2 separate regions of the Homo sapiens genome follow, and region 1 is linked to region 2. The links are chromatin contacts, found by Hi-C or POLR2A ChIA-PET in ENCODE. All regions are on one chromosome and are shown on one strand. The core of a region is the stretch at or near the end of the contact, and the rest is flanking DNA. Distances in the headings are between cores, read along the strand shown.

Region 1 (2,947 bases), core at 380-2,879, 2.5 Mb before region 2:
GTGATAGAAGTCAGAATAGTTGTTACTCTTGGGCAGGGGTATTGACTGGGAAGGAACAAGAGAGAACAATCTGGTATGATGAAAATGACCTAGATCTATACAGGACTATAAGCATTCATCAAGCTCTCAAATTCAGACAACTCACAGTATGTATCTGATACCAATAAAAAAGGAATTAGAACAAAACTATAGAGACACTAAAAAGAGAGTGATTCCCAAGAATGTGGGAGGATGGAGGGAGGGGAATGGGTGGAGCCTAAGGGGTTTTTAAGGCAGTGAAACTAATATCATAATGACGGATACATGACCTTATGCATTTGTCAAATTCATCAGAATGTACAACACAAACTGAACTTTAATGTAAACGATAGTAAGTCCTCAATGTTGTCCAGTGGTTCTTGGAAACTGCAACTTTGAGCAAATAGTTATAGAGTAGGCTCTCCAATAATGTGGTTTTGTTCAATGTAGTTTCAGTAAAATGATGACAAAAAGACTGGTCTCATTATACATCATTTCACTTAAAATTGCAGTTTCTAAGAACATATTAATGACACTGAGGGAGAACTTACTGTATAGACTTTAGTTAATAATAATGTATCAATATTGGCCCATTAGTTGAAACAAATATACCACATTAATGTGAGGTGTTAATAATAGGGGAAACTGTATGGAGGAGGGAAGTGTGCATGGGAACTCTTTTGTAATAGCTACACGATTTTTCGGTAACCTAAAACTGTTCTGAAAATAGCCTATTAATTATTTTTAAAGTGCATATACATATATAAAAATTATATACACACACACACACTTTTTGTTGTTGTTTGAGACAGAGTCTCGCTCTGTCACCCAAGCTGGAGTGCAGTGGCATGATCTTGGCTCACTCCAACCTCTGCCTCCTGGGTTCAAGCGATTCTTCTGCCTCAGCCTCCCAAGTAGCTGGGACCACAGGCATACACCACCGCGCCCGGCTAATTTTTGTATTTTTAGTAGAGACGGGGTTTCACCATGTTGGCCAGGCTGGTCTCAAACTCCTGACCTCAAGTGATCCACCTGCCTCGGCCTCCCAAAGTGCTGGGGTTACAAGAGTGAGCCACCACGCCTGACCACACACACACATTTCTTTAAGGGTGTGTGTGTGTGTGTGTGTGTGTGTATTATATAATATATATGTATAATATATAATTTGAATATGTTTTTATAATATATATGCACACTTAATATACCACCTAACAAAATATAGCTATCTCACAATCAATAAAGAAAAGAACTAGAAAAAAGAAGAGTGTGAGGAAAACACTAATATTTTGAAAGCCATTGTCTGCATATGGTAGGAGCATTGGTGATTTTTTCCTCTCCACTCTGCACTCTTCGCTATGTTCCAAGTTGCTACAATAAATGGGTATTATCTCCTAATGGAAAAATACTCCTCTTCCCCTGTTGTTTAAAGCCTCAAATGCTCTGTTGAAACCAGAGGAGCAGAAAACAGACACACACCTAATTCAGCACATGATCTTCCTTTTCAGCCAGCGTCAAAAGTCAGGAGCTCACTCCTCCTCTCCCTCCCACTCTCCTTTCTGTGTTTACTTCCTGCCAAAGATAAATAATGAGTCAGAAGCAGGACAAGGAGGGGCGGAGGCTGCTCTGCGCTCTGCCCGACACACCCTGGCTGGGCAGGAGCCTGGGAATTGATCTTAGAGTCCTCCCAAGTTTGGAAGGAACAGAGCAGGCCGCCTGGGAAATACAGGGCTCTGTCTGTAAGAGCTGGCCCGGGCCGATGTGCAAAACACAGCTTAGATCTTTCTGATTTTTCTTTTTTCTGCTAAGAACTGACCCTGTTTATAGGAAAACTAAATGTTAAGGATTGACCAAGGTTCACTTTCTAATATGGAGACCAGAACACAAACACTTCAGACACCTGTGAGAGTCAGTTACGAGTCTGGGTTTCAGGTGGATCAAACCAGCCTCGGTTCTAGTCCCCGCCCTGCCACATTCTGTCTGTGTGACCTAGAACAAGTTCCTTAACCTCTCTGAGCCCTGATTTCCTCATAAGGCCCCCTTGGGTCATCTACAGCCATCCACACAGAGCTGCCGGGTGAGGTGATGTGTGTAGCCCTAGGCCCAATGCCCAGCCTGCAGCAGACCGATTCCACAAATGACAGTGAAACGGAGGAGTAAGAAACATCCTGGCCTTCCATTTAAAGCCCATTTAGTTCATTTTTTCAAACCATCTTTCTAAACCCTTCCCCATAGTTGCTGCTATCCACACCAAAGATGTTTTTGTTCTAACTAGGAGTTTGTCTTCTGAAAAAGCCAAGAGGTTGAGCTTAATATTATGCTACACCTCCTATCTCCCAGATGTAAAGAAGCTCTGGGCCTGGCACAGTAGCTCATGCTTGTAATCCCAGCACTTTGGGAGGCCGAGGCAGGTGGATCACCTAAGGTCGGGAGTTCGAGACCAGCCTGACCAATATGGAGAAACCCTGTCTCTACTAAAAAAAAAAAAAAAATTCAAAATTAGCCGGACGTGGTGGCGCATGCCTGTAATCCCAGCTACTCCGGAGGCCGAGGCAGAATCACTTGAACCCGGGAGGTGGAGGTTGTGGTTAGCCAAGATGGCGTCATTGTACTCCAGACTGGGCAACAAGAGTGAAACTCCAGGCGTGGTGGCTCACGCCTGTAATCCCAGCACTTTGGGAGGCCGAGGCGGGCAGATCACAAGGTCAGGAGATTGAGACCATCCTGGCTAACACAGTAAAACCCCGTCTCTACTAAAAAATACAAAAAATTAGCCAGGCGTGGTGGCGGGCACCTGTAGTCCCAGCTACTCAGGAGGCTGAGGCAGAGAATGGAGTGAACCCAGGGAGGCGGAGCTTGCAGTGAGCGGAGATGGTGCCACTGCACTCCAGCCTGGGTGACAGAGCGAGACTCCGTCTCAAAAAAAAAAAAA
Region 2 (3,040 bases), core at 455-2,954:
TCTGGCTGAGCATTGTCACAGTTGAGCCACTGCTGGGCCTCGAAGAAGGGCCTCAGCCTTGTGGGGTGCCTGGAAGGTGCTCACTGGGGTGCAGGTGCTTCCTGGGCAGTCCCCGAGTTGATGGGCCAAGGTGGGGCCCTCTCCAGCACCTGCCAGGACAGCCTCAGATGCTGGACACTTCAGGTCTCCCCAGGGAGAAAGGGGCTCTCTGGTCCAGGCTGTGGCCAGCCACATGTGTCAGGGCCGTGGAAGAGAAGTCGGCCATCCTTCCAGGCCACAGACACAGAATCAACTCCACCAGCTCTGTTCCTACCCGGACAGTAGCTAGAATAGGGTTAACAAAGCTCTGGAAAAATCTATCAAAATAGCTCCACAGACTGTTTCTTCTTTTCTGCTCATGTTCTCGGCCTAGACACCAGGCCTTCCCGTGACTGGCTTGTGGTCGCCGTCTCAGGGTTTCCCTTTTCAGTCATACTTCCTAGCTCCGCCGAGATAAGCTGAGCCCTGCAGCTGCTCACAGTGGGCATCTGGTCAGCCAGGGCCTTGAACCCCACATTGTTCTCACGCAGACTCAGGAGGGACAGCCGGTGGAAGAGGGCAGGGCTGAGACCCTCAAAGCTTATATACCTGCAGTCACTGGAACCTACTTCCTCTCCCCCGGCCTCTTCTGCCCCACCTCAAAGACTCAAGCCATTCATTGCACTTCTCTATTTCAGAATCACTCAAGATATCCTGGATTCATGTGTGTATGTGTGTGCGTGTGTGCACGTGTGTGCGTGTGTGTGTGCGTGTGAATGTCAAGGGGAGGAGGGGAGGTCTAAAGTGATTTCTGCCCCCAGACCTCTGCATGGAGTTTGCTCATCTGCCTGGCCGAAATTCTCCTTTCATGAAGTGGCTTTAAAACAGGAAGTGGTTTTCCAAAAGGGTTGCTTCCTGACGGAATGGGGGTGGTGGAGGGAGGCTGTGGCTTCATGGAGCTGGTGGGTCTTGGAGAGGACAGCAGGGCCAGCTCCTAAGTGCCACCCCCTTGGGTCTCGAGGATGGCCCCCAGACCTGTCCCTTAGATAGCCACGCTTGTCTGGAGAGACTCCTGTGTCACTGAGTCTGGCATCGATTCATTGCTCCTATTGACAGTGAAGACAGGGTGGACAGCATGGCTTTCGGTGTTCACCCAACCTGGGCCGTCTCCCTGCAAGTGCTGGTGAGGCTTGCTTTCTCGCAGAACAGGACATGGCCAGGCCGTGGCTTCTCAGGATCTTTTGTCCCCAGTGCCCTGAACTAAAAAAGGGCTACCCTTCCTTCCTTTCATGCCCCAGCTATCAAAACCTTCTGGTGGTTTCCTTAAGGGCAGAAGGTTTGCAGAGCTTGGGATTTCCCAAACCAAGCCCCACAGCACATGCGGAGCCCCAGTTGGGCTCTTGGAGAGAAAGGCAGTTTTCCAGGCCCCCCACACACATGTCATAGCTGTGTGGCTGCATTTTAGAGGCATTTGTTGTCTGCCTTGCTCTGTAGGGTAAGGTCATGCTTTAGACTCTAACGTTCAGAGAAACAGCCCCGCTTTTGCTGTTGGCGAGGTATGAGCACAGGAAGTCTCCTTTCTCTAAAAGAAAATCGAGCCCTCAGGGGAAGTTCTGGAGGAGAGGGCTCCTGCGCCTGCAGCCCCGCCCTGAGGCGCCTGTCCTGAAGACACAGTTCTCACTGTGAAGTCATCTCCTTACCATCAGTGAGTGCTCCTGAGCCAGCCTCGGTTAGTTTCGGGTGAAACAGGAAGCCGGTACCTACTCACGGCTCCTGCTTCCCAGCAGGACTGCACTCGGGACTTGAGGGCGGGCAGCGAGTGTTTTCTCCACTGCTGTGCTCAGTATCTCGTTAGCTAAAAGGAAATGCACCCTGCCTGGGAAGGCCGCATACCGCACAACCTGGAGGGGCCAATGTGTCTTGCGGAAGTGGAACTGAGCAGAATTCAGAGGCCTTGGAGCCAAACAGTCCTAAGGCTCCCGGAAGCTCTCAGATAAGCCATGCCACCTCTCCTGACCTCTGTGTCCTCATGGGGAAAGTGGGGCTAACAGGAAAATGCCCTTTGCTGCATGTCCAGGGGATTAAGGAAATGGGATCCCTCCAAGCAGGTGCCTGCAGCCCAGTGGGCGCTTAATAACTGGTAGGGATAGTAGGTGTGCATACTTTAACTTGATTTTTTTTTTTTTTTTTGAGAGACAGTCTCACTCTGTCACCCAGGCTGGAGTTCAGTGGTGCAATCTCAGCTCACTGCAACCTCTCTTTCCTGGGTTCAAGCAATTCTCCTGCCTCAGCCTCCTGAGTAGCTGAGATTACAGGTTTGCACCACCACGCCTGGCTAATTTTTGTCTTTTTACTAGAGATGGGGTTTCACCATGTTGGCCAGGCTGCTCTCGAACTCCTGACCTCAGGTGATCAATCTGCCTCGGCTTCCCAAAGTGCTGGGATTACAGGCATGAGCCACTGTGCCCGGCCACAGGATGGCTGTAAATGGTACTGAGTGCTCTCTGCGGGCCAGGATTCTTTCTGTCATCACTTCTGAATGGTTAATGCAGCAATTTTGTTCCAGGAGAAGTGGCTGCAGGCGCATGAAGGGGCGGGGGTAGGGGCTTGGCAGTGCAGGCTCTCCCATATAGAAATTCTCTCTGGAGTGGCCTGAGAGCCCCTGGGCTGTGGGGGGTGCCTTTCTCTTGCCACAGCAGCTCCTGTGGGCCTGGCTGGAGGGGAGAGCAGGGCTCAGGCCGGGAAGGCTGTGTGTGCAGATAGCACAAGGCCCCATCTGTCTCCTCCAGATGCAGGAAAAGGCAAAGGAGATCTACATGACCTTTCTGTCCAGCAAGGCCTCATCACAGGTCAACGTGGAGGGGCAGTCTCGGCTCAACGAGAAGATCCTGGAAGAACCGCACCCTCTGATGTTCCAGAAACTCCAGGACCAGGTAACCCGACTTCCCTGCCTGCACCTTGATTTGAAAACCTACATTAATTCCAGGCCTGGAAGAATTTACTGAAACACCCGATGTTAGAC

The links. Hi-C counts contacts between places; a loop is a spot of excess contacts on that map. ChIA-PET counts read pairs that join two places held with the same protein, here RNA polymerase II (POLR2A).
Region 1: a map of posterior vena cava shows a loop between it and region 2 (11-fold over the local background). The contact joins two enhancer-like sites. A Hi-C loop is called at or near these places in 1 of 168 maps with a recorded cell type or tissue (posterior vena cava). POLR2A ChIA-PET finds 5 or more read pairs at or near these places in 1 of 52 experiments (Panc1).

What each region holds. Positions count from the first base shown.
Region 1 is chr10:122,062,038-122,064,984 of GRCh38, reverse strand. All of the region lies in intron 3 of TACC2 (transforming acidic coiled-coil containing protein 2), which reads right to left. Among named protein-coding and RNA genes, the nearest start is that of TACC2, 74 kb to the right of the region's middle. RefSeq lists enhancers at 1,437-1,731, 1,457-1,751. Within about 2 kb of position 1,629, at least 29 of the 41 ENCODE cell types and tissues checked have a DNase peak (open chromatin) inside an H3K27ac peak, as active enhancers do.
Region 2 is chr10:119,515,420-119,518,459 of GRCh38, reverse strand. It overlaps RGS10 (regulator of G protein signaling 10), which reads left to right. Exons shown (of 5, transcript NM_001005339.2): 4 at 2,808-2,951. Among named protein-coding and RNA genes, the nearest start is that of RGS10, 26 kb to the left of the region's middle. RefSeq lists enhancers at 1-28, 379-658, 1,448-2,030 and a silencer at 2,796-3,009. Within about 2 kb of position 1,704, at least 17 of the 41 ENCODE cell types and tissues checked have a DNase peak (open chromatin) inside an H3K27ac peak, as active enhancers do.